Regions from separate parts of the Homo sapiens genome. Here region 1 is linked to region 2. Evidence: read pairs that join two places in POLR2A ChIA-PET (ENCODE). Cell type or tissue: PC-3. All regions are shown on one strand. Links, peaks and the distances in the headings refer to the core of each region. The heading gives the core; the rest is flanking DNA.

Region 1 (10,543 bases), core at 2,544-10,543, 65 kb before region 2:
CGCTCTGTCACCCAGGCTGGAGTGCAGGGGCATGATCTCGGCTCACTGCAACCTCCACCTGCCGGATTCAAGCGATTCTCCTGCCTCAGCCTCCCGAGTAGCTGGGATTACAGGCACATGCCACCACACCCAGCTAATTTTTTGTAATTTTACCAGAGATGGGGTTTCACCATATTGGTCAGGCTGGTCTCGAACTCCTGACCTCAGGTGATCCACCCGCCTCGGCCTCCCAAAGTGCTGGGATTACAGGTGTGAGCCACCATGCCCAGCTGTGAGTTTCTTATTCTTTGGCAGAAAAAGCCAAGCCCTGGGGCTGTGGGGCCCGGGAACCTGATTTCTGGGCAGCATGGAGCCACGGGTCATAGGTTTTGTCCTTGGACAGGCAGCTGGGTGAACCCAGGGAGGCCGCTTCCCTCCTCTGAGCCTCAGCCTCCTCATCTGTACAATGAGCAGTACCCTGCCTTTCAGGGTTGCTTCGAGGACAGCTGGGTCAGCAAGCGTGGACTGGCCCAGAGACGGGGTAAGGAGGCTTGGCATGGTGGCACGGGGCAAAAGCCCAGTCCTCCCTCACCTGCCACCCACCTGCGATGGGGCGCGTCCTCCTTGTAGCGTCTGACGATGGAGTCGTTTCCCGGGGGCTCGGCGGTGATTGACATGATGCTGCTGCGGCTCCGGGGGGGCTGCTTCAGACACAGACACACACACGTTACGGGTGCATAAATATTACACACGCAGGGACTCAATTCAATGCAAAATCGTGCCCGCCTCCTACTCAGGCGGCATGGAGGCAGCGAGCCGGCTATCAGCGGCGACCTTGGCTGGAGGAGGCTTGTGCTGAGCCCGGAGCGGCCGCAGCCGCCGAGCTTGAAGCACATCTGCTCGCACATCTGCTCACAGGGAGGACGCAGGCGGGAGCCGGCCGGCTGGGGGACTGGGGCGCTGCCTCGCCATGGTGCACAGGCTGAGCTCAAGGCCCCCGGGCTGCACCTGCTGTGGGCACCTGCTCTAAACATGGTGAACAGTGTGGGCCTGGGGCGTGGGGAGGGCAGTGGTGCCCCGGACGGCACAGCTGCTGGAGGGCAACCTTTGAAACCAGGCCTGCTGGCTCCTGGCCAGAGCCGCTCTTAATAAGAGCCTGGGATTCTGCCACCCAGGGCAGCCATCAGACAGGAATCATTCATTATCAAATATCTGCCTCCCCCAGGGCCTGATTTTGGAAGCTGAGCTGACAAGCTTCCCAGGGCTTCCCCTTGGGGTTAGAATCTCTAATCTTGGGCCTTCTGCTGCCTGTCAGGGGGTGGGCAGTGCTGGATGCAGTGGCTGGGACCCTGCCCGGCTCTGCCCGGGTAGGGGTTCTGGGCTGGGGATGGGGCCCCAAGCCTCAGCTCTGCGGCGGCTCCAGCTGCTCACAGCTCCCTGCCCTGCCTGCCGCCCGTTCCCCAGGCTGCGGGAGTTGCCAGGGGCTGAGAAGTTGCGGCAGAATTTTCACGGCCTGTGCCATGCGCGACAGCCCCTGGGAGGCCCAGCTCCTCCTCCCACCAAGTGTTAAATTGGGAAAGGAGGCGGCAAGAAGGTGTAAATACATTGCGAGGCTGTGGAAACCTCTCTAAATAAACATAAGGGAGGCTGGGGCTGCAGCCCAGAGCAGGCAGCAGCGCTGCTCAGAGGCTGGGTCTTGGGGAGGAAGGCGAGGTGGGTCAGGGCTGGTGGGGTGGATGAGGCTGGGGCCCCGGGACGGTGCTCTGCAGCAGGAGAGGGTGTTGGGGGATGAGCTGGTGCCCCGGATGGCACTCTGGAGGGAGAGAGGGTGGTGGGGATAAGCTGGGTCCCTGGATGGCATTCTGCAGGGGGAGAGGGTGGTGGGGATGAGCTCTGGAGGGAGAGTGGGTGGTGGGCATGAACTGGGGTCCCAGACACTCTTCTGCAGGGGGAGACAATGGAGGGGACCTGCAGATCGGGCAGAGGCTGCAGCTCACCATCTTGGTGAAGGAGTTGGTGATGGGCAGAGATCCGCAGGAGCTAGGGCTGGCGTCCGTGCCTTCTTCCTCGTGCCCCTTGGCTGTCCTCACGGGAGACGAGATGGGAGAGACAGAGAAAGGAGAAGGGGGCCGGGGAGGGTTTGAGGTGGAAGAGAGAGAGGGGAGGAAGAGAAAAGGTGGGGAAAGGGAAGTCAGAGCCTCATGGCCCATAGGCACATGGGGCTCTCTGGCATCATCCCCAACCTCCTTCTAACGAGGTGGGTCTGGGGCCTCTTCTCTCCCTTGAGGGCTCACTCCACTCTCTGTGGCATCTGCTGGAGAAAGAGCCCTCAAAAACCTCCTCTTGCTTTTTATCAAATTTTTTATAGAGATGGTGTCTTGCTATGCTGCCCAGGCTGGTCTTGAACTCCCGGCCTCAAGCAATTCTCCTGCCTTGGCCTCCCAAAGCGCTGGTATCACAGGCATAAAACCATCTCTTCTTTTCCTGTCTCCCCCCACCACAGTAGGCTCCTGGCGGGGAGGGGGTGGTGGGTCTCATTTGCCAACATATCGCAGCTCCCAGCGAGGGTCACCCCCTGGGCAGCCTGGGTCAAAGCTGGACAACGCCATGTGTCTCTGAGGACTGGTGTGGGGTCCCCGGCTGGCATTTTCTGTGAACAATGGACAACCGGGGCATGAGTCTTCCTGTCCAATTCTCTGCCATCAACATGGACTCTGCCTCTCCCCGACAAGCAGGGCTGGCTGATGGGGATGAGGACAAACTGGGGGCCAAGTCCGTCACCTCCTCAGTGAAGCCTCCCTTGATGTCCCTGCCCCAACCCCTGGCTCTGTGGTGGGTTGCCTGGGGACCATGTGCACATCCTCTCAGCCCTCCTAAGACGGCTTTGCTCTCTGTGTCCCCTCCTTGCTCCCACCCTTGCTGTGTGTGCCCGTGTTGTGTGCACAGAGAGATATACGTACATGCACCCCCATCAGTGGATGCCTTGTGGGGAGGAACCATATGCTGTCCTTCCCTGGGCCCCCAGCACCTGGCACTGGGCAGCCTATTAAGGTCTGATGAGGAGCCCCATGGCCACTGCATCCTGTCCCTTCCCTGTGATGCAACCCCCTTCTCTGCTTCCTGCAGGCCCCAGGCCCTTTGCACCTCCCTTCTGATACAGAAGGCCACTGAGACACCGGATGTGGCCGTGAGGGAGCTGGACGGGGCCCCCCGCCCTGGCCTCCCTCTGCTGCCCTCCGTGTCCAGAGAGAACGGCCTTAAGCACAGGTCTGCACTCTTCACTCTCCTGCCCACCCCAAAGCCACCTGGGGGAGGCTTCATCCTTGCCATGCAGGATGAAGTCCATATCTTCAGTGAGGCGCCCACAGTCTCAGCCCAGTGCTCTCCTGCTTTACGCTCTGGGGTGGCAGGGCGGCTTCTGCCTGTGCACCTCCTGGTCTCCACACCTCTGTTTATGGGCCCCTCTCTGAGCTGAGGAGTACTTCTGGACACTGTGTCCCTCCACCAAAAGGCTCCCTTTTCCAGCCCCAGTTTAAATGTCCACCCCGCCCCCACATTTTTCTTTCTTTCTTTTTTTTGAGACAGCGTCTCACTGTGTCACCCAGGCTGGAGTGCAGTGGTGCCATCTTGGCTCACTGCAACCTCTGCCTCCTGGGCTCAAGTGATTCTCCTGCCTCAGCCTCCCGGGCTCAAGTGATTCTCCTGCCTCAGCCTCCCAAGTAGCTGGGATTACAGGCATCTGCCACCACGCCCGGCTAATTTTTGTATTTTTAGTAGAGACAGGGTTTCACCATGTTGACCAGGCTGGTCTCAAACTCCTGACCTCAGGTGATCTGCCCGCCTTGGCCTCCCAGAGTGCTGGGATTATAGGTGTGAGCCACCCCACCCGGCCAAATGTGCCCTTCTTGATGGATCCTTCTCTGACCTTTGTCCAGCCACTCTCAGGACCCATGCACTTTCCACCTCCTGGCTGTGGCCCTGCCTGAGTGTGTGGGGTCTATGGACATCTACTTGGGCCTTCCAGCACCTGGCACATAGTAGGTGCTTGATTTGCTTAGGCAAACCCTTCTAGCCGATCTGTCACTCCCAGAGACATGGTGAGGACAAAAGAGAAGATTCTGAAGGCAGTGTGTCTCGGAGAACCAGGGACTGACGAATGAACCAGCCTCCTGTGAAGTCCTGTGGGGGAACACCCGGCCAAAAGTCTTGGAAGAGGGTCAAAGAGTCCTTTCGCTGAGAAGCCACGGGCAAAACGCACAGTTCAGCTAACGCACCAGGGATTCCGGACAGACCCACCGGGAGAGGCGGGGAAGCGTGGAGGGAACCACAGAGGGGACCTTTCAGCAGTTGGGCTCCTGCCTGCTTTGAATGACGATGAACATTAATTGCTATTTGGATGGACCCCCACCACTCCGAGACCCCCGAGAACCCGCCACGTTTACCACGCAGGATTGTTCGTTACAGTGGGAGAAACAGATGGACCGAGAGAGACAGAGTGACAGATGAGACAGGCCAAGAGAGATTTGGGCGTCTCACTAACCTTGAAAATCTGATGTTCGCTTCAGGCTGATGGGGGATTTGGCTCTCTGCAGCTAAAAGGGAGGGGAGGGGAAGAAACAAGACACAAGACACAAATCAAACAGGGACCTAGACACATGTCACTGGGGCTTAGAAAAAAATAGAGAGAGGCCAGCCATCGTGTCCCTCGTCATACGGCCACCAGGTTCAGCCCGGAACGCACACGGACCGATGCTCATCTCCCGCGGCCGGGACGACAAGACACAGCGGCTCCCCTGGGCTTGAATCAGGCAGCTGCTGGTATAGACAAGCTCTCCTCCCAGGGCGGCCGTGTAATATGGCTCATGGCAGAAGACAGGACAGGAGCCAAGAGCGGCAGAGGGGACCAAGTGATGTGCGGGGAGTGTGAAGCTGAGCAGAGCTGGGTACATGACACAGAGCAGGTTTCAGAAGAGGGTGAGGCTGCCAGGCAGGTGCCCTGGCCACCCCCGGCCCGGAGTGCTAATGGGGTCTCAGTCAGCTCAGATGTGCTGCCTCAGGCCTTCTGGCTTGGCGTGTGGAAGGCTGGGAGAGGCAGAGGCATTGTCAGGCCCTGCTGTGGCATCTCATTCATTCACTCATTCCCTCCCCATCGAGAGCCAGCCGTGGGCTTCGGGTTGCCCGAGATTCTGAACACAGTGACAGGATTACTGCTAACTCCAGCTCCTGGGATGGTGCCTGACATGTGACGGGCATGTGATTGGCACTCAGTACATATACTCAATACATATGTGATGAATAAACAAATGAATTGGTTTTTTTTTTTTTTTTTTTTTTTTGAGACAGAGTCTTGCTTTATTGCCCAGGCTGGAGTGCAGTGGTGCGATCTCGGCTGACTGCAACCTCCGCCCTACTGGGTTCAAGTGATTCTCCTGCCTCAGCCTCCTGAGTAGCTGGGACTACAGGTATCCACCAACACGCCCGGCTAATTTTTGTATTTTTAGTAGAGATGGGATTTCGCCATGTTGGCCAGGCTGCTCCCGAACTCCTGACCTCAGGTGATCCGTCCACCTCAGCTTCCCAAAGTGCTGGGATTACAGGCGTGAGCGACTGCACCAAGACTGAATTTGGAAATGATGCTCATTTCATTCTCTTTCCCTCCTTCCATCTTTCTTTCTTTCTTTCTTTCTTTCTTTCTTTCTTTCTTTCTTTCTTTCTTTCTTTCTTTCTTTTTCTTTCTTCCCTCCTTCCATCTTTCTCTTTTTCTTTCTTTCTTTCTTTTCTTTCTTTCTCTCTCTTTCTTTCCTTCCTTCCTTCTTTCTTTCTTTTCTTTTTCTTTTCTTTCCTTTCTTTCTTTCTCTTTCTTTCGTTTCTGTTTCTTTCCTTTCTCTCTCTCTCTCTTATTATTGAGACAGGGTCTTGCTCTCTCACCCAGGCTGGAGTATAGTAGTGCGATCATAGCTCACAGCAGCCTCCAACTCCTGGGCTCAAGTGATCCTCCTGCCTCAGCTTCCTGAGTAGCTGGGACTACAGGTATGTACCACAATGCCTGGCTGTTTTTTTTCTTTTCTTTTCTTTTCTTTTTTTTGAGACACTTGATCTTCCTATGTTGCCCAGGCTGGTCTGGAACTCCTGACCTCAAGTGATCCTCCCGCATTGGCCTCCCAAAGTGCTGGGGTTACAGGCGTGAGCTACCATGCCCAGCCTGTCTTTCTTTCTCTCTCTTTTAATGTCTATTACATTTATAAGAGTGAGGAAATCAGTAAAAATGTACAAATGAGTAAGAAGCGAGTCGCAGGATTTCCAGCTTACAGGGTTGAAATAGGGTGAGTCACAGTCTGGGCACCCAAGACCCACCCAGAAGCAGGCGTGGCTGTGCTGCCCCATCGCCGCCTGCAGGGGCCCCCGGCTCACAGACCCTCTGCCCTGCACCTGCGCCCCCTCCCTCCACACCCATGCACCTGGATGCCCTTCAGGTTCATCCTGCGCTGGGGCGGATGGTAGGGCAGGAAGTACTTGCTGTCTTCAGGTGACTCCTCCGAGGTGGAAGAATCGTCAGCTTCTTGACCATTGGTCCTGGGGCTGGCATCCCCAAAGTCCTGAGAGATGATGGTTACTGGCAGGTTCCTGGGCAGACTCTGGGGACAGAGAAAAAGCTGGCGTTAGTGGTGGGGCTTGGCGATGCGCCACCAGTGGGCAAGATGGCTGGGCTGATGGCATCATCATTCCCTCGGCCACCCGAACATGAAGCTCACTTTGGCCATTCTTCTTTCCTGACCCCAACCGTAACCCCAGACACTGAGCCCCCATCAGTCCAGCCTAATGATGCATCCTCCTCCCAGGCTTCTGGTCCAGTCTCCCAAACAAGCCCCGGTCTTCTTGTACAATGGTAAAGGCATTGCCTCCTAACTGGCCTCAGCCCCTTCCATCTCATCTGCCACCATGAAATTTCCAATTTCTAGCCCTGTGCCTGAGCTAAAAATATAAAAAATATTCAGAATGACTGAATGATGTTAAAAAAAAAACACACACACACAGTCCTAGGTACTGTCTTGTCTGGAGCGCTTCATAGCTGTCACCTCATTGAATCCTTCCTGACAAGTAGAGGTTGTTGTTGATAATTGCTTTTTACAAAATAGGAAGCGGAGTGCTGTAGCATGAAGGAACTACGTGGCCCACAAAGCCACATGGCACCCGCATGCTGCGCTGCCTCCAGACTCAAAGCGTCTTGTTCCACTCCCTGTGCAAAATCTTCCAGGGGCTCAAAACAGCAGTAGAGCTCCTGGGTGTGCACAGCCCACCTTGGCGTGCCCCGTTAACCCCCTGCTGCTCCTTGACTCCCACTCTGCAGACGGATGGAAGCGCCGGTCATGCCCTGCTGACAGCACAGTGGGCTAATGCCAGGCCTGTGTTCACGCTGTAACTGCAGCCGGGAGCACGGGTCCTCCCAAAGTGCTGGGATTACAGGCCTGAGCCACCGCGCCTGGTCAGGGTCCCTTCCTTTGTAAATGAGGACACTGAGCATGCTTTCCATGCAGGACAGTTCCGTGGGGTAAATGAGGTAATGCACAGAGGGCACATTGCGTGGCACCTGCACGTGACAGCACTCGGTAAACCCAGAGCTATAATAGTGGTAACATTTACCCTGGAGGAGGCATTCCTTCATTTCTCAGTGCCTGGAGCCCTGCTGGGAAATGCACTCTGCAATTCACATAGTCCATAAATGAGGGTTTACTCACAAGCACTAGGAACCGTAACGACCACAGGGTGTCTTAAACCCAGTGACGGTTCAGGTGTGCGGGGGAACCCCAGTGGGAGGCCAGCAGCTGGCTGTGGTCACTGAGAGGGCACTGAGGCTCCTAAGGCAGAGGCTGCCCAGCAAGGAAGTGGCCAGGTCAAGCTTGCCTTTTTTTTTTTTGAGATGGAGTCTTGCTCTGTCACCAGGCTGGAGTGCAGTGGCGTGATCTCGGCTCACTGCAACCTCCGCCTCCTGGGCTCAAGCGATTCTCCTGCCTCAGCCTCCCGAGTAGCTGGGACTATGGGCACGCACCACCACGCCTGGCTAATTTTTTTGTATTTTTAGTAGAGACAGGGTTTCACCATGCTGGTCAGGCTGGTCTTGAACTCCTGACCTCGTGATCCACCTGCCTCGACATCCCAAAGTGCTGAGATTACAGGCGTGAACCCTCGCACCTGGCGCCCTGCATCTTCTTATTTATGTTTTTAATTTTAATTTTTTAAATTTTTAAAAATTTTCGCTCTGTTGCCCAGACTGGTCTTGAACTCCTGCCCTAAAGCGATCCTCCCACCTCAGCCTCCCAAAATGCTGAGATTACAGGCATGAGCCACTGTGCCCAGCCCTACCCTGCATCTTCTAACTTCAAAATGAGTGGCTTCCACTCATCACTAAACAGACACAAACACAACAGTAAAAGATGTGGATTATGCTGGGCGTGGGAGGGAACTTCCGGCTTCAAATATATGAAGAGCCAACCGGGCACAGTGGCAAACGGCTGTAATTCCAGCTCTTTGGGAGGCTGAGGCGGGAGGATCGCTTGAGGATAGGAGTTTAAGACCAGCCTGGGAAACAGTGAGACCTCGTCTGTACAAAAAAATTACAAAATTAGTCAGGAATTGTGGTGTGTGCCTTTAGTTCCGCTACCCAGGAGGCTGAAGTGGGAGGACTGCTTGAGCCCAGGAGTTTGAGGCTGCAGTGAGCTGTGATAGTGCCACTGCATTCCAGCCTGGGCGACAGAGTGAGACCCTGTCTCAAAAGCAAAACAAAACTAAACAAAGGACAAGGAGCCATTCATTGCACAGGGAAGCGGCGACTGGTCACAGCCCTCAGTGGGTGCCAGGGGGCACCTGGCTTCTGGTTTGGGGCCCCACAGGGAGGTGGCGACTGGTCACAGCCCTCAGTGGGTGCCAGGGGGCACCTGGCTTCAGGTGTGGGTCTCCACGGGGAGGTGGGGACTGGCCACAGCCCTCAGTGGGCACCAGGGCCCACCTGGCTTCAGGCGTGGGGTCCTGCCCGTCCCGCCCCACCTGGTCCAGGTTGTTGCTGTCCTTGGAGAGGCGCCGCAGCTTGCTCTCCAGGTTGACGATGCAGGCCTCCCGCCGCACCATCTCGATCCTCATCTCGTCGTTCTTCTCCTCCAGCTCGCGGATCTGCTTCCTGTACTTGTCCTTTTCGATTAAGCACTGCGAGTACTGTGTCTGAGCTTCATCTCGGGAGTGGAAGGCCTGCCAGGGAGAAGCGGGACGAAGGCTGCTTTGGGGGTTGCACCCCAGCCAAATCCAGCTGGGCCCAGGGACAGGCATCATCCCAACCCAGGGGCCAGCCACATCGTCTGTGGCTCTCGTCTGCAGTCTGACCCCTGGGCGTGTCAGTCACTACCTTCTTCATTAACGCGATCACAGAGCCGATGGTCCGACCCTTGCTAGTGGCAGGCTCTGTGTTGAGAGCTTTGATGCAGTGTCCCTGGAAGGCCACAGCCTGTCCCTATGAGGCGGTGCTACCGTAATTATCCCCATTTTACAGATGAGGGCACTGAGGTCAGGGGTGGCAGCTTGCCTATGGGCATACACCTTATGAATGACAGGGCTGGATCTGAACCCATCCTCTCACCCGAGAGAACACACAACATTTAAGAACCATGCTTGGTCGTGGGAGCTGCTGGAGCCCAGCTCGGATCCCCCTGCTACCCAAACGCCTGTGACTTCCAAAAAAGCCTTTTGGAATTCATCTTTTAGAATTCATCTTTGGAACAGAAATGGGAAAGATGGATTCAGGAGTGATCCCTGCATTGTCAGTGATGTTGCACTGGACAAAACACTCTGAAGGAGCCGGTGGTCTGGGGTGCGGGCCCCGCTGTGCAGCCTCGCCGCCCTGCACGCTGCAGGTGGTGCCTGTACCTGGTCCCGCTCCCGCTCCACCTCCTCCAGCTGCAGCATGACCGTGTTCATGCGGTGCTTGTACATTTCACAGTCCTTTCCCAGGGTCGAGCACTTGAGCTCCAGGTCCTCCTTCTCCTCCAGGTACTGTGAACCACACAGAGAAATCAATATGCGCATCGAGCAATCAATAGGTCAGGACTGAAAGCTGTTCTCTGCTCGTGCCTTCCCGCCAGCTGGCTGGAGCTGGCCTGTCCCTCCCTAAGCTGGCATGGTCAGGACATGGCCTGCCCTTCTGGGAACCGACTATCTGACTGTTGGGGCTCAAGGTAGGAGACCAATCAACCCAGCATTGTTGTGAACCCACTACAGACCAGGTAACATAGGGGAGGACAATGTGATCTCAGTCAGGAGGGGGACACAGGTGCTAAGCTGGTGCAATAGCTTGTACATGCCCAAGGGTGGCCGGCACATCTGGGATCCTGCAATCCGCAAGGTGTGGGTGAGGCTCTGAGACTCACACCTTGGCAGGTATGTGGGTTCCCCCAATCCCAAGCCCTCACCCTCCCCTCTGCCCACATTGCTCCCACCCCCAGGCCCTCATCTGGTTGATAAACTGCAGCTTCTGCCAGGGGCTGAATACTGGGAGGTACAGGGGATTTATGCCAGGGGT
Region 2 (16,722 bases), core at 4,721-12,720:
TGGAATTACAGGCACACATCACCACACCCAGCTAATTTTTGTATTTTTTGTAGAGACAGGGTTTCACCATGTTGGCCCAGGCTGAGCTCAGGCAATCCTCCCACCTCGGCCTCTCAGACAGTGCTGGGATTACAGGCATAAGCCACCATGCCTGGCCTGGAACTCTCATACATAGCTGGTGAGGGTGTAAAATAGGACAACCACTTTAGAAAACGGTTTGGTAAATTAAATATATACCTATTCTGATGACTTAGCAAATACCTAGGGTTCTAGGACCCAGGACCCCTATGTATTTACTCAAGGAAAATGAAAATATGTCCACACAAAGACTTGTGTGTGGTTAAACTGATAACAACTTCATTCATAATAGCCTCAAGCTGGAAACCACCCCAGTTACCCAACAGGAGGAAGGATAAACAAATTGTGGTAATAAAAATAAACAGGAAAGAGACATGCAACAACGTGGAAGAATCCGAAAACATGCAGAGTGAAAGAAACCAGACACGAAAAGGTACACACTGTGTGATTCCAGGTATGTGAAGCCCCCGGACAGACAAAGCTACCCAACGTGAAAGAAATCAGAACAGTGATTGTCCCAACAGCTTCTGGTGGGAAGGATGGAAACTGAGCAGGAGGGGCATGAGGAAACTCTTGAGAGCACTGAAGATGTTCTGTATCTTGATGGATTATGGGTTACGTTCGTCAAAAACGGTTGAACTATCTACCGTGCACTTAAGATCTGTGCATTTCACGGTGTACAAATTATATCTCAATTTAGAAAAAAGAAATGAGAATGGATCTGAAGTGATCCCTCCAATACAATACTGTGCTTTCACACCTCTGAAATCTTTTATTTGATTTTTAATTTTCATTTTTTATGTCCATAGGTTTTTGGGGGTACAGGTGGTATTGGGTTACATGAGTAAGTTCTTCAGTGGTGATTTGTGAGATTTTGGTGAACCCATCACCCAAGCAGTATACACTGAACCCAATATGTAATCCTTTATCCCTCTCCCCATCCCACCCTTTCCCCACTAAGTTCCCCAAATCCACTGTGTCATTCTTATGCCTTTGCATCCTCTTAGCTTAACTCCCACTTATGAGCCAGAACATACGATGTTTGGTTTTCCATTCCTGAGTTACTTCACTTAGAATAATAGTCTCCAATCTCATCCAGGGCCCTGCAAATGCCACTAATTCATGCCTTTTTATGACTAAGTAGTATTCCATCGTATAGATATACCACAGTTTCTTTATCCACTTGTTGACTGATGGGCATTTGGGCTGGTTCCATATTTTTGCAATTTTGAATTGTGCTGCTATACACAAGCGTACACCCTTGAAATCTGAAATGATAGCTCAGTGGGCCTGGGGAGAGGGGTAGAATTCCAGCAGATACTCCAGGAATAAACCAGATCCCAATGGGCCCTTGGTGTTGTTTGCACCTGTGATCCCCATGCACACAGGTGATGGGGGATGGCTAAGTTAGACGACATCTGTGTTTCCTAGAGCTGCAGTAAAAAATTATCACAAATTTAGCAGCTTAAAACAATGGAAATGTATTCTCTCCCAGTTCTGGAGGCCAGAAGTCCAAAATCAGGGTGTCGGCCAGAGGGGCTCCTTCTGGAAGCTCAGAGGGAGAGTTTTTTCCAAGCCTCTTTCCCAGATTCTAGTGATTTCTGATGATCTCTGGCATTTCTTGACTTGTAGATACCTCACTCCAATCTCTGCCTCCGTCATCACACGGCTTTCCCTGTGCATCTCTGCACAGCCTCTCTTCTTTTTATTTCTTTTTAAAAAATATTTATTTATTCAGAGACAGGGTCTCACTCTGTTGTCCAGCTGGAGTGCAATGGCACAAACACGGGTCACTGCAGCCTTGACCTCCCAGGCTCAAGTGATCCTCTCACCTCAGCCTCCTAAGAAGCTGAGACTACAGGTGCATGCCACCATGCCCAGCTAATTAAAAACTTTTGTGTGGGGGGTAGAGATGGGGTCTTGCTGTGTTTCTCAGGCTGATCTTGAACTCCTGGGCTCAAGTGACCCTCCCATGTTGGCCTCCCAAAGTGTTTTGATTACAGGTGTCAGCCACCAGGCCTGGCCAGTCTGTCTGTCTCTCTCCTCTCGTTCTCCTTTTTGTAAGGAGGCCAGTCATTAGATTCAGCCCCCACCTCCTTATCCAGTATAATCTGTTTTTAACTTAACTAACCCCATGTGCAGAGACCCCATTTCCAAGTTAGGCCACACTCTGAGGTTCCAGGTGGGCAGGAAATCTGGGAGACATTATTTCCTCCACTGCAGTCCATGCTCTGGCCAAAGTACAGGCAAGTTTCAATGAAGGTGAAAATACAGCACAGGGCCTGGGTCTTCATAGGGGCCTTCAACAACCCATGTGTGGGTTTGGGACATGGAAGCCCAGGCCATGGAAAGCAGATCATGAATTAGAATTTGAAAGAGCACGATGTGTGGGTGTGCGGGGCCATGATCGCACCAGAGGAGGGATGGAGAAGGCATTTCTGGGGGTTCTTGGGAAGAAAGTGCATTTCTAGTGACCCCACCCTGGCATCTGATCCACCCAGAGGCATTGCTAAAATTTGAAGGCCCCGAAAAGCTTTGAGAACACACCCGTGACACGTGCGAAGTCTACGGGAAAGAGAGGCGGCGGACTCGCCAGGGGAAAGCTCATATCCAGGGACGCAGCAGAAGGTGGGCCCCGTGATCCGGGTCGGAGCTGCTTTTAATTGCCTTTGCTTTTCCTGCACAAAGGAGTCTGGGCCATTTGGCTTTCTCTGCAGAAGAATTAACCTTTAGCAGGATGGATAATTGATCCTCAGCAGGGGAAACGTCCCGTGGGTTTTGACGCAGAACCGGCTCTCGGTAAACCTGTCCCTGCCACACCCTGCAAAGCTCCCGCCCCTGCCTCCTCTTGTCTGGAGCTGTCTCCCTTCTAGCTCGCCAAATGCTCAGGGTTCCTATATTTTAAAAAATCTTGTCCCATCAAACTCTGCTTTCAGGAATGGCACGAAGAGCCGACACGCACGGTGAGCAGCTGCCTTCTGCAGATGGAACGCCTCACCTGGGACGCCTCACCTGGGACGCCTCACCTGGGACGCAGGCGTTCCTGTTCCTAGTCACGCCCTGAGCCCTGGATTCCTGCCCAAGCTCACATAGCAGGGACTGGCCCAGCCCCATTCACTCATGCATGTCTGACCCCAAGGCAGGGCTGGTGGCCTCTAAATCCTCCCGCTAGGGTTTCAGCGCCTGGCTGCGTTGAAGGTATCACCTTTTCTACGAACACCTGTTCTGAACAGTGAAAATAGCTATTCCTAACAGAGGAGTTGCAAGCTCCAGGGATCTGTGTGTGCGTTGGGGAGAGTGGAGTACATCATTTCTGGAAAACGGGGCCTCAAAACGTAGCGCCGTTTACAGATGAGAAAAGATGCATTTAGAGGCTTGAACTGGAATGGGCTGTACACAGGACTGCCTTGCCAGACAGCGGCTCAGAAGTCTTCAAAAACGTTTGAAGATGCCCCGTTAAAAGCGTTTGGTTATCTGTTGGTAACAGTGCTGGTCTGCTCAGCCTGCCTTAACAGAATACCACAGACTGGGTGGCCTAAGCAAGAGAAATTCACTTTCTCACAGTGCTGGACACTGGAAGTCTGAGATCAAGGTGCCAGCAGGGTTGGTTTCTGGTGAGGCTCTTCTACCTTCCTTGCAGGTGGCCACCTCCTGGCTGTGTCCTCAAATGGCCTTTACTTCCATGCACGTGAACCTGGTGTCTCTTCCTCTTCTTACAAGGACACCAGTGCTGTGGGATCAGGTCCCCACCCTCATGGTCTTATTTAAAATTGCCTCCTTAAGATTCCTCAAATAAATAAAAATTGAGCTACCATTTGACCCAGCAATCCCACTACTTGGTGTCTACACAAAGGAAAACGAATCATTGTACTAAAAAGATACCCACGCCCTTATGTTCATGGCAGCGCTAGTCACAAAGCGAAGATGGAATCAATCTAGGTGCCCATCAACGGTGGATTGGATAAAGAAAATGTGGCATATATACACCATGGAATACCACACAGCCATAAAAAGGAACAAAATCGTGTCCTTTGCAGCAACATGGATACAGCTGGAGGCCATAATCCTAAGTGAATTAACAGATGAACAGAAAACCAAATACTGCATGTTCTCACTTAAAAGTGGGAGCTGAATGAGGAGAACACATGGACATAAAGATGGGAACAACACACACTGAGGTCTGCAAGATCAGGGAGTGAAGGAAGTGGGCAAGGGTTGAAAAACTACTGATTGATATGGTTTGCCTCTGTGTCCCCACCCAAATCTCACCTTGAATTGTAATAATCCCCTTGTGTCAAGGGCGGGACCAGGTGGTGGTAATTGAATTACAGGGCTAGTTTCCACCATGCTGTTCTCCTGACAGTGAGTGAGTTCTCACGAGATCTGATGGTTTATAAGCATCTGGCATTTCCCCTGCTTGCACTCATTCTCTCTCCTGCCGCCATGTGAAGAGGTGCCTTCTGCCATGACTGTAAGTTTCCTGAGGCCTCTCCAGCCATGTAGATCTGTGAGTCAATTAAACGTCCTTTCTTTATAAATTACCCAGTCTTGGGTATTTCTGCTTAGCAGCATGAGAACAGACTAATACAACCACCTATTTGATGTTCACTATTTGGGTGATGGGTTCAGTAGAATTCCAAACCTGAGCATTATGCAATGTCCCTATGTCACACACAAACCTGCACATGTACCCCCGGAATCTAAAATTTCCAAAAAGAGAAACAATAACTAAAAAGAAAAACCAATCACTCCCTGCTTAAAGGCCCCATCTCCAAATACAATCACATTGGGAGTTTGGGCTTCAACATGTGAATTTGGGGGACACCATTCGGTCCATCACAGTAACCAAGCCTGCTATCCCTCCCCGTCCTGATGGGATGTGTGAACGAAAGTGGACTTTTTTAAGAAAGGAGGCTTGACTTGACAACACCCAAACGAACAGTCCTTTAAGACAGTGTTTCCGGCAATTTCCCAATTGCTCCACATGTTTTCTGGAATTTCTTCCTCTGAACTGCTGCAATTCTAAAGCTTGAGAAACAGTTGCAGAGGGTGAGAATCTGCATTCTTCCCTGTGCAGTGACACCATCGCTGGGATAGGCACAGAGACCAAACAGCGGCCACATCGAATGACCTCACATTTCCCAGCCTCTGTGCACACGCCCATGCTGTTCCATGCACCGGGAACACCCTTCCCATCATGTCCATGTACAAGGCACACCCCTTAGGGCTCAGGGCCACTGTTGCCTGAACTCCATGGCAGTTCCATGCCTGCTTCCTCCACCGCTCCCAAGCTGCAACTTTCAGACTCACACTTGTCACATGGGATTGTGCTTTTTGGCCTCCTTCACTTGGCAATTTGCCCTGGAAACCAGCAGACCTGTCTTGTCACCAGGAGGGCCTCAGTCATCAAGGCACTCTGCAGATGTCTGTCTAATCTTGTGGAGGTGACGTCCTAGCCAGCTCCCCCCAACCCCACCCACACCAAAAGCTGCCACTGCCTGGTTTTGTCACAAAGAAAAACAGGGAATAAAGTGACACCAGCAGACCTACTGCCACTATTCCCAGCTCTGTGCCTGAGGCCTTTCTTTCAACTGTTTTTTTTTTGAGGCAGAGTCTTGCTCTGTTGCCCCGTCTGGAGTGCAGTGGCACAATCTCAGCTCACTGCAACCTCTACCTCCTGGGTTCAAGCAATTCTCTTGCCTCAGCCTCCCAAGTAGCTGAGATTACAGGCGTGCACTACCATGCCCGGCTAATTTTTATATTTTTAGTAGCAACAGGGTTTCCCTGTATTGGCCAGGCTGGTCTTGAACTCCTGACCTCAAGTGATCTGCCCACCTCAGCCTCCCAAGCGCTGGGATTACAGGCATGAGCCACCGCACCTGTCCTTCCGGGACTATCTTAGACCACCAAGCCCAGAGTGTAACAATTAAGGGTGTTTGGGTTGAATAACCCCCCAGGTACCTCAGTCTCAGGAGGAATCCCTGGGCGTGAGTTCTGCCCATCTGCCCAGCCTCCCCATGGGATGGAGTCCCTGTCATTCACCGTAGTGACAGGCTCCATAACATTCCCTTTATCAGCTGCCCCTCGACGCTGTACCACTTCCCCACCCCAAGATCCTCATCCCCGGCAACTCCCAGATGAACTAGTTGCATTCAAACCCTCATCTCAGAGACTGCTTTGCGGGGGCACGCAAATGATGATGCAGTCCGGGATGGCAGATGTTGCTCTGGACAGGTGGCATGGAGCTCAGATCCCAGCTCCGATAAAGGCTCGTTGGAGCTGGCCAGATTCAAAGCAAACAACAAGCAAAAATGCCTGCCCTCCCCTACCCACCCCAACAAATCTCAGATGAGAACCTCAGATGGTGCAGATGGACAGGGCACCATTTTTCAGGAGAGGGAAAGCCGGGGTCATCCTGAAACTCCCTTCAGCTCAGCCCACAGGGGAGGCAGGGCGAGGATGGAGGCTGATGGTTGTGGGTGAGTGGCCCTAGGCATGGCTCAGTTCTGAGTCTTCTTGTGGGCCTGACTTAGCTGAGAGGCAGTCCTGAGATGCTCAGGCCCACAGCAGGGACAGCAGCGGCTGCTACCACCTCCGTGCTGAGAAAAAAACAACAAGCTGCCCAGAACTGAGACACCCCACCCAGCAGCAACCAGGGGCTCCGGGGACAGGATGGTGGTCTGGGCCCTGGGCTCTCAGCTCACATTCTACAGTGAAAAGATGGACGTCTTTTTATTTTTATGCAGAATCAAGCTGACAGGGTCTAATTCTTTCCCCCAAGGAAAGATTAAGTGGGGAGGTTGAACTTGGGATGGTAGAACGAGCTCTGTGCTGGAAAATCTACGTTTAGATCCCATTTCTCTTAAAGTCTATCTGTGGCAATTTTAAAACCTGACCCCCAAATTCTCTGCCACTCTTCCCATTGTTAGATGGGGCTTGTGTCCCCACCCCTTGAACCCGAGCTCTGTAACTGCTTGACCTACAGAAAAAGCTGGAAGTGATACTGTACCAGTGTCTGGACTGAGGCTCTAAGAAACTGCAGCTTCCTGGTCGGGCGTGGTGGCTCACATCTATAATCCCAGCACTTTGGGAGGCCAAGGTGGGCGGATCACCTGAGGTCAAGAGTTCGAGACAAGCCTGGCCAACATGGTGAAACCCCATCTCTACTAAAAATACAAAAATTAGCAGGGTGTGGTGGCTCATGCCTGTAATCCCAGCTACTCTGGAGGCTGAGGCAGGAGAATTACTTGAACCCAGGAGGCGGAGGTTGCAGTGAGCCAAGATCACACCACCACACTCCAGTCTGGGTGACAGAGTGAGACTCTGTCTCAAAAAAAAAAAAAAAAAAAAAGAAAAAGAAATATATACATAGCTTTCATTGTCTGTGTCCTGGGACACTCACTCTTAAAGCCCAGACATGCCTGGGCATGGTGGCTCGTGCCTGTAATCCCAGCACTTTGGGAGGCCGAGGTGGGAGGATCACTTGAACTCAGGAGTTGCCTGGGCAACATAGCAAGACCCAATCTGTAAAAACAAAACAAAACAAAACAAAATTATCTGGGTATGGTGATACACACCTGTAGTCCCAGCTACTTAGGAGGCTGAGGCAGGGGATCACTTGAGCCTGGGAGGTTGAGGCTGCAGTGAGCCGTGATTGCACCACTGCACTCCAGCCTGGGCAACAGAGCAAGACCCTGTCTCTTAAAAAAAAAGAAGCCCAGACAGCAAGCAGCCCATGCAGAGTCCACGTGGACAAGGATCAAGGTTCCCAGCCCTCCCTGGCTGAGATCCCAGCCAATAGCCGGCAGCACTTTGCAGCCACATGAGAGCACTGTCTGGGAAGTGGATCCTGCGGCCCCAGCTGAGCTGCCCGAGTTGACCCCGCGTGGAGCAGAGACAAGCTTTCTCTCCCAGGCTCTGCCCGAACTACAGAATCCATGAGCTCAAGAAATTGTTGTTGTTTGAAGTCATTAAGTTTTGGGGTGGCTTTTACACAACACACAACCAGAATAACGTCTCTGTGGCCTGGGGCAAATGCTTAACCTCTCCCGACCTCGGTTTCCTCGTCTGTAAAGGGAATAGGATTCAAAGCCTTCCAAAGTGCATTTCAGGATGTGAGGGTAATCTGGCTGCAACAGCTGTCACCCCCATTGATCACCAGAGTTGATTTGGCTGATCTGGTTGGCTAGGCGGGTGTCCCCTTCCTCCCTCACCGCTCCACATGTGTCCCTCCTGAGGCTGCATACTTGGTCAAAGAGGATGACCATCCCCGAGAGAGGAAGACCGGTCTTCCATCAAGGGTACAGAAGTAGCCGCGCTCCCCTGCTAGAACCTCCAAACAAACTCTCAAGGTGCAAAGTGCATTTCAGCTCAAATAGTCAATGCACTCTTTCAACAATAGTGAATCAGTTTCCTGGTTTTATCATAACACGTAACGCCCTTTCTCCAGTTTATCAAAAAATTCCCTAAAAGGACCAGAATGCTTTGTCAGTCCTTCTTAAACATCAATGTCTACATGACTCAGCTGGAGATCCTGTTCAATGCAGGAGGTCACAGATGGGGCCTAGAAATCTGCATTTTAATGTGATTTTTCTTTTTTCTTTGACTCAGGACAGAGTCTCACTTTGTTGCCCAGGCTGGAGTGCTGTAGTGGTGCCATCATAGCTCACTGCAGCCTCAGCCTCCCTGGGTTCAAGTGACCCTCCCACCTCAGCCACCCAAGTAGCTGGGACTACAGGTGCACACCTACCATACCTAGCTAATTCAAAAAAAATTATTTGTAGAAACGAGGTCTCACTATGCTACTGAGGCTGTTCTTGAATTCCTGGGCTCAAGCAGTCTTCTTGCCTCAGCCTCCCAAAGTTCTGCGATTACAGGTGTGTGCCACCAGCCCAGATTTTTTGCTTTTTTTTTTTTTTAACAAGATGGGATCTCACTTGCTTGTCCAGGCTGGAGTGCAGTGGTGCAATCATATCTCACCACAGCCTTGAACACCTGAGCTTGTGATCTTCCTGTCTCAGCCTCCTAAGTAGCTAGGACTACAGGTGTGCTCCACCACAACCAGCTAAGTTTTTTTGTATGAAGAAATGAGGTCTCACTGTTGCCCAGGCTGGTCCTGAACTGGCCTCAAGCAATCCTTCTGCTTGGCCTCTCAAAGCGCTGGGATCCCAGACATGAGCCACTGCACCCAGCCACTGATTGCTTTTTTCTTTTTTCCTGAGACAGAGTCTCACACTGTCACCCAGGCTGGAGTGCAGTGGTATGATCTCAGCTCACTGCAACCTCTGCCTCCAGGGTTCGAGCAATTCTCCTGCCTCAGCCTCCTGAGTAGCACTGATAGCATTTTGAGTAGCAAGGGCCCCTTTGTTTGTCTGTTACCAGCAACCACCCTTACCCACAGGATTAAACATGGAAAGGCAGTATCTTTTTTTTTTTTTTTTAAGACAGGGTCTCACTCTGTCACCCAGGCTGGAGTGCAGTGGTGTGATCATGGCTCACTGCAGCCTCAACCTCCTGGGTTCAAGCGATCCTCCCGCCTCGGCCTCCTGAGTAGCTGGGACTACAGTCATGTACCACCAGGCCTAGCTAATTTTTTGTATTTTTAGTCGAGATGGGATTTCACCATGTTGCCCAGGCTGATCTCGAACTCCTGGGCTTGCTCAAGTGATCTGCCCGCCTTGGCCTCCCAAGGTGCTGGGACTACAAGTGTGAGCCACTGCGCCTGGCCGGCAGTATCTCATTTAATCCTAGAACAACTCCCAAGGAAGGCTCTAGAATCACGTGCACTTTACAGATTGGAGACACAGCATCTGGAGAGGTCTGGGGATGTGCCCACGGCCACAGCTGGTGAGTGGTAATGGCCAGGACTTGCACTGAAGTCAGCTCCTCCATGCTCAATCCCCTGCCGCCCTCTTCTGAGCACCAGGTGATGTGAGATCAACCATGTTTTTAAAAATCTCACCCCTTCATGCCTGCAGCAAGGCAGCTGGGGATGAAGATCTATCACAGAAGGACAGAAATGGGGACTCAGTTACACTCAGGAATAACAAAACAGAGTTAATAAAGATAGAGGTGACTTTTTCAGGTTCCCCAGCTCCAGCCGTGATTAATTTACAGCTTTTTACATGCTAATGTTTTCCTGCCTTCTGCTCATAATAAATAACCAATATGCTTTAATACCTAGTTATTATTCATCCCTTTCAGATACTTGGATTTTGATTCTTTGCTGCAGCTCAATCACATTGAATTTCTTTAACCAGGACAGCTCCATTAAGAGTCCCTTGCAAGGACACCCTGGCGGGGCGGTGACAGTAACAGGTAACGGGTGACGAGAGAGTGAGGAGCTGCCACACGAAATATTGGCAGCCATGGGGAAAGAAAGGGGAGGCCGTAATAAAAAACACCACCAAACTACATTTAAGTAACGCGGAGGTGATAACACAGACCAATAAAACCAGGGAACGCACAGTGAAGGTTGACACGCCATCCTTAACGCGCCTCCCCGGCTTGTTTCTGCAATAGAAACTCACATCCATTTAATCACCTTTCTGACATGGAGCGTTCCCTTATATTGGGATAAGAATGGCTCGTCATCCCTCCCACCCCCTCCACCTGCCGGGCTGTGTATTTCAGAAAGTTCCTTGGAACTTTCTCCATCTTCTCTCCCTCCCAGTGGTTTTCAAGCAGAGAAGGCCAGCTCATCAAGAGACATGCATGCGAGTTAATAGAATTGCTTCCTTCTAACGAAGCTGTTCCTTCTCCTGCAATCCAAGAGCTCTCTGGCAATCCTGTTCCCCATTTGACACACGGCGACTCACGTTCCTCCAGGCCCACTGAGGACTGAACGTGGCAATCCTCATCCTGCTCTGCGGCTGCCCCAAGAACAGCAGCCTCACTCCTGGGGCTTCTGGGCAGCCACTTTCCTTGGCCACCTGGACCCTCGTAGGTCAGTCCTCTGCCTCCCATGCTGGGCCACTCCTTCCACTGTAGGAACCACCCAAGGTGTTTCCAATACAGGAAGCCCTTTCTCAGGGACAGCACTTTGTATCTTTCTTGAACTCATCTGGGACTACTTCCCGTATAATGTGGTGTTTTTTTGTTTTTAAGAGATGGGGTCTTGCTATGTTGCCCAGGCTGAAGTACACTGGCCATTCACAGGCGTGATCACAGCACACTACAGTCTGAAACTCCTAGGCTCAAGCAATCCACCTGCCTCAGCCTCCTGAATAGCTGGAACAATGGGTGTGTGCCACTGTGCCCAGCTCAGAATAATGTTTTTAAATACATAGAATAACATATAGGCCGCGTACAGTGGCTCATGCCTGTAATCCCAGCACTTTGGGAGGCCGAGGCGGGTGGATCACTTGAGGTCAAGAGTTCGAGACCAGCCGGGCCAACATGGTGAAACCCTGTCTACTAAAAATACAAAAATTAGCCGGGCGTGGTGGTGCGGGCCTGTAGTACCAGCTACTCAGGAGACTGACGGAGGAGAATCGCTTGAACCCAGGAGGTGGAGGTTGCAGTGAGCTGAGATCGTGACATTGCACTCCAGACAGTAAACAAATGAAACTGCATCTCAAAAACAAACAAACAAACAAAAAGCTTCTGCGGAGGCCTCAGGAGACTTATAATCATGGTGGAAGGGCAAAGGGGAAGCCAGCACATTTATGTCAGGAGCGGGAGGAAGAGAGAGAGAAGGGAAAGGTGCCACATCCTTTTAAACAACCAGATCTGGTGAGAGCTCACTCACTGTCAGGAAAACAGCAAGGGGGATGTCCATCCCTCCCCATGATCCAGTCGCCTCCCACCAGGACCCTCCTCCAACACTCAGTCACAACTGGACATGAGATTTGGGTGGGGACACAGAGTCAAACCGTATCACTCGGCCTCCCAAAATGCGAGGATTTACAGATGTGAGCCACCACACCTGGCAAATTGGGTCATTCTTATCACACCCACCTAAAACAGAGTTGGGAGGGGTGGAGGTAAAAAGCACCCGGGACACATAACATGGCTCCAGAAATGAAATTCTCTGCAAGCCCGGGCTGCGGACACTGCCAGCCGTAACCTGAAACCAGTTTTCTCTAACAGCTACTGAAACAATCTGCTATGACTGTAAGGTTAGTTTTACCCACCGCTGTCACTCACCAATCGGGGCTTGCCAGCTCCCCAAAACTTCACTGGTGACGGTCAACTTAAAGAACAATACGTAACACTTCTGTTTTAAAAATAAAACCTCAAACCTTTGTTCTTTGGACATAACGAAGACCACCCAGGTCTGTGTGTACGTCAAAAATTGTAATTCTTTGTTTTTTTTGAGGGGTCTTGTTCTGTTGCCCAGGCTCTAGTGCAGTGGCCCCATCATAGCTCACTGCAGCCTTGACCTCCCAGGCTCAAGAGAGCCTCCCACCTCAGCCTCCTGAGTAACTAGGACGACAGGCGTGTGCCACCACTCGCGGCTAATTTAATTTTTTTTTTTTTTTTTTGTAGAGATAGGGTTTCACAATGTTGCCCAGGCTGGTCTCAAATTCCTGGGCCCAAGCAATCCTCCCCCCTCGGCCTCACAAAGTGCTGGGATTACAGGTGTGAGCCACCGTGCCCAGCCCAAATTGCTGTTCTTACTTCTCAAGTAAAACTTCTGAATTGCAGAGATTCGTCTCTACAGTTTATTTGATGTCAACAACTCCTATATATCCAGTGCCTGGCCCAGAGCTCAATAACAACCACCAACTGTGTGGAAGAGTCCGATCTGATTCTAACTCTACAGTAAAGGACGCCCCACAGTCATTGAGAGGCCACGAACACTGCAGCAGATGGCACAAGGTGGTCTGCTAGTCTCCTGCCTAACTCATCATCACAGCCTGGCCTATTAAGAACAATTCCTTGCCAGAAGGGCCTCTCTCTAGCCTTACCCCATTGCAGCATCAGCTTACTGGTGGGTTTTGGCAAGAACCCGAAGTTAAGACGGGCACGGGAATGATGCCTCCACGTCCGATCAGCGCCAGAAGGTGCTGCTGCGACCTCTTCTTCCCCGCTCCCCCCAGTCATTTCTTCCCTGCCTGGACTCACTCTGTGGGAAGTGATGGTATCTGAGGACTGCAATATGCTCCACGCCAGGCCCCCATCCATCACCAGCTTCCTGCTGGTTACCATGGAGACGGAATGTGGGGTCCCCACTGGGATGGCACATTCAGAGTCCCTGGGCGAGGGAGTATTTGTGGGCAAAGGGACACTGTGAGATCCAGGACCACCCAGAGTGGGGCCACGCAGAGGTCCACGCAGGCAAGAGAGGCCAAGGGGGAAGGAGGCAGCTGAGAAAAACTGCTGGATGTGCACAGAACTAAGGGCAGCATCCATGAACGTCTGGAAGACCAGACCAACCGCACGTGGAACTCTGGTGAGCTGAAGAAACCAGACCCTGACTATGGCACAGAGGTCTGGGCGAGCTAAGAGGTCAGCAGCTTCTTAAGTCCACAGCCCACCGTGAAGATACCACGTGCCTTCCCAGGTAGGGAAACACTGGATAATCTCAATAGTCACTTCTGCAGCTATCTAAGACACGCCTTCATATATATATATATGTGTGTGTGTGTGTATACACATATACACACACACACACATATATAGGAGCAAATGATAGCATCCATAGGAAAGCTTAGTTCACAGCCTGCCACATAGAAACTCAATATATATCTCTCTCATATATTATATATGTAACAATATATATTATTGATATATGATAGATATATAATTATATGTAATATCATATAAATATACATTATTGTATATAATATACAATTATATATTATATATTTATATGAAATATGTTATATATGATATATAATTAAGTATATATTTGCATTTTTAATTTATTATATTTTATTATATATTATACATAATGTATATCATATATATTTATAATTTTAAATTAAAATATATATTTCAATAAATATATATTTAAATATATAATATATAAAAATAAATATAAATTTAACATATATTTTACTATATATTTATAATTATAAATATTTATATATAATATATATAATTTATATATAATATAATATAAATTTATTTATAAATATAAATATATAATATATAATATAATAAAAATTTATATACAATATAAATTTATGAATATTTATAATTTATTGTAATTATTGTTTTTTATGAGACGGTCTCGCTGTGTTGCCCAGGCTGGTCTTAAACCCCGGGGCTCAAGCGATCCTTCTGCCTCAGCCTCCCAAATAGCTGGAGTTACAGGAAGGCACCCCTGCCCCTGGCTTAGCGCAGGCCTCTAATGAGCCTAGCAGCATGCTGGATTTCTTTTGACAACGGAGGCTGGCCATAGGAAGGTAAGGAGAGAGTCTAGGAAGAGACCAGGAACCTGGCTACACCTTAGTGGGGTCACCCTACACTCAGGATATGGGGCTCCGTTTTGTAAGCTCAAGGAATTTACTATTTCCTCCTTCATTCTGGTCACTGAATGCTTAAGAGGCTGACTCATAAACCATAATGCTTATTTATTTGGGACAGGGTCTTGCTCTGTCACCCAAGCTGGAGTGCAGTGGCACAATCACAGCTCACTGCAGCCTTGACCTGGGCTCCAGCAATCCTCCCACCTCAGCCTCCTGAGTAGCTACTACTACAGGAGCTTGCCACCATGCCTGGCTAATTAAAGAAAAATTATTATTATTATTTTTTTTTGTAGAGATAGGGTCTCGTTATGTTGCCTAGGCTGGCCTTGAACACCTGGGCTCAAATGATCCTCTTGCCTTGGTCTCCCAAAGCTCTGGGATTACAGGCGGGAGCCACTGCACCTGGCCCTAATTTACCTTTTTATTATAAGTGGCCATTTTCTTCTGGGGAAGCATGATAAAGTGGACTTTGGAGGGAGGCAGGCCTGGGTTTGAACCTGGCTCTACCACTTACTGGCTGAGTGAGGAGGGAAAGTGGCTTGAACTCTCCAAGCCTCGAATGCTTTACCTGTCGAATGGGAGTGATGACAATATATAAATTTCACAGGGTTGCTTTAAGGAGCAAATGAAATCATACAAAAGAAAGCTTAGTTCAGGGCCTGCCACATAGAAACTCAATAAATATTTCCTGTTAACTACACAGAACTGTGTCCCTAGGAGACAGTGTGTTTAGTCAAAAAAAAAAAAAAAAAACCAAAAAACAGTGAGGAGTGGGGTGTGTGATGTGACCAAATGGATTGGTAAGCCTGGTATCACAGGACTTCTCAGATCCTTTGCACATGAATCTTGCTAAGGAAGGTGCAGCACGCAGCATTTCCCAGCTTATCTGACCATGGCACCCTTGGTTCATGGAGCAACTCACGAACTAGTGTTCTGTGTGGCATACACTTTGAGAAACATCATCACAGGCCATGTGTCCATCAACCTGGAGAAGCTGATGAACTCACGTGCACTCTGGGGATGCATCTGTTCAGAGAATGTGGACTGGTCGGTAGCATCAGGCCATTCCCTCCCCAGGAAAGTGGAGGGGAAAAGCACATGCACAAGTCTTACTCTTGGACAAGAACACCGTCTTCAGTCATGGCACCAATATCCATGATGGATAAGCTCAGTGAATGAGATCACTTTGCATTCATTTACATTCTGGCTTGGAGTCTACTGATGAGGTGTGGGAAGGACCCAGTCACTGCGGAAACTCGGCTCAATTCATCTTTTAGGGCAAGTGATCCCTGCTGGGAATCGCTCATTCATTTCTCTTCAATTCCTATCAGGTGGAATTTCAGGGCATGGCATTTTCTGAGCCTGCTCCCAAATTCTGGAAAGAGGGAGGGAGTGGGTGGAAGTGCAGAGGGCTTGGGACAAGATAGTCAAACAAGCTCTACTGCAACCAGCAGGGTGGCCTGGCCCAGAGCACGATAAACCATCAAGATACTTCCCTGCCTATGAAATCAAAACCATAACAGCTCCTCCAACTGTGGGTGGTGAGTTAATATTTATACACTCTATAGATTTATTCTAGAAGAGGAAACTGAGGAACTCTCCTAGAATCCAGCAGAAAAAGGTGGTGGTGGGTGGAGCTGGACAGGATAAAAGAAAAGCTAAGTGGAAGACAGATTGAGAAGTTGCAACGGTTGTCTTACAGGTGATACAGATGGAGAAAATTAAAAGAATGGAGAGGAAGAGAAATTCAAAGAAACTCTAGAAAAAAAATCCCAGAATTGAAAAAATATAGGAATCCTAAGCTCAAATAATGCAATGGTTTCCATGCCAGTGAGTGCATGTGCACAGCTGTACGGTAAGTCCTCAGTCGGCATTGCCCACTCGTTCTTAGAAACTGCAATTTTAAGCAAAATGACCTGTAAGGCAATGAATTTTACCATAGGCTAATGATTACAAACAGGAATTAAGTTTCTACTCACAAAAACATCACCAAACAACAGCAACAACTACTACTACAACTTCTTCTTTTTCCTCCTCCTCTTCCTCCTCTTCCTCCTCCTCCTCCTCCTCCTCCTCTTCTTCTTCTTCTTTCTTCTTTCTTCTTCTGTCTCACTCTGTTACCCAGGCTGGAATGCGGTGCTGGAATCATGGCATACTCACTGTAGCTTTGACCTCCCAGGCTCAAGTGATCCTCCTGCCTTAGCCTCAAAAAGTGCTGGGATTTCAG

The links. ChIA-PET counts read pairs that join two places held together with the same protein. Peaks named below come from ENCODE experiments on the same cell type or tissue, not always from the same donor. Only the 100,000 strongest peaks of a DNase experiment are listed, where the experiment ranks them.
Region 1: POLR2A ChIA-PET joins it to region 2 with 14 read pairs; 4 of 35 experiments call an interaction of 5 or more read pairs at or near these places.

Annotation. Positions count from the first base shown.
Region 1 is chr7:2,928,016-2,938,558 of GRCh38, forward strand. CARD11 (caspase recruitment domain family member 11) reads right to left here. Exons shown (of 25, transcript NM_032415.7): 8 at 9,892-10,017; 9 at 9,022-9,219; 10 at 6,438-6,614; 11 at 4,520-4,571; 12 at 1,977-2,059; 13 at 583-683. Among named protein-coding and RNA genes, the nearest start is that of CARD11-AS1, 11 kb to the right of the region's middle. RefSeq lists an enhancer at 9,403-10,299. In PC-3, for the core only: no CTCF peak of the experiment used is centred there; a DNase peak (open chromatin) is centred at 6,276.
Region 2 is chr7:2,990,906-3,007,627 of GRCh38, forward strand. The region is part of intron 1 of CARD11 (caspase recruitment domain family member 11); the gene reads right to left. It also overlaps the pseudogene RN7SKP130. Among named protein-coding and RNA genes, the nearest start is that of CARD11, 45 kb to the right of the region's middle. In PC-3, for the core only: no CTCF peak of the experiment used is centred there; no DNase peak of the experiment used is centred there.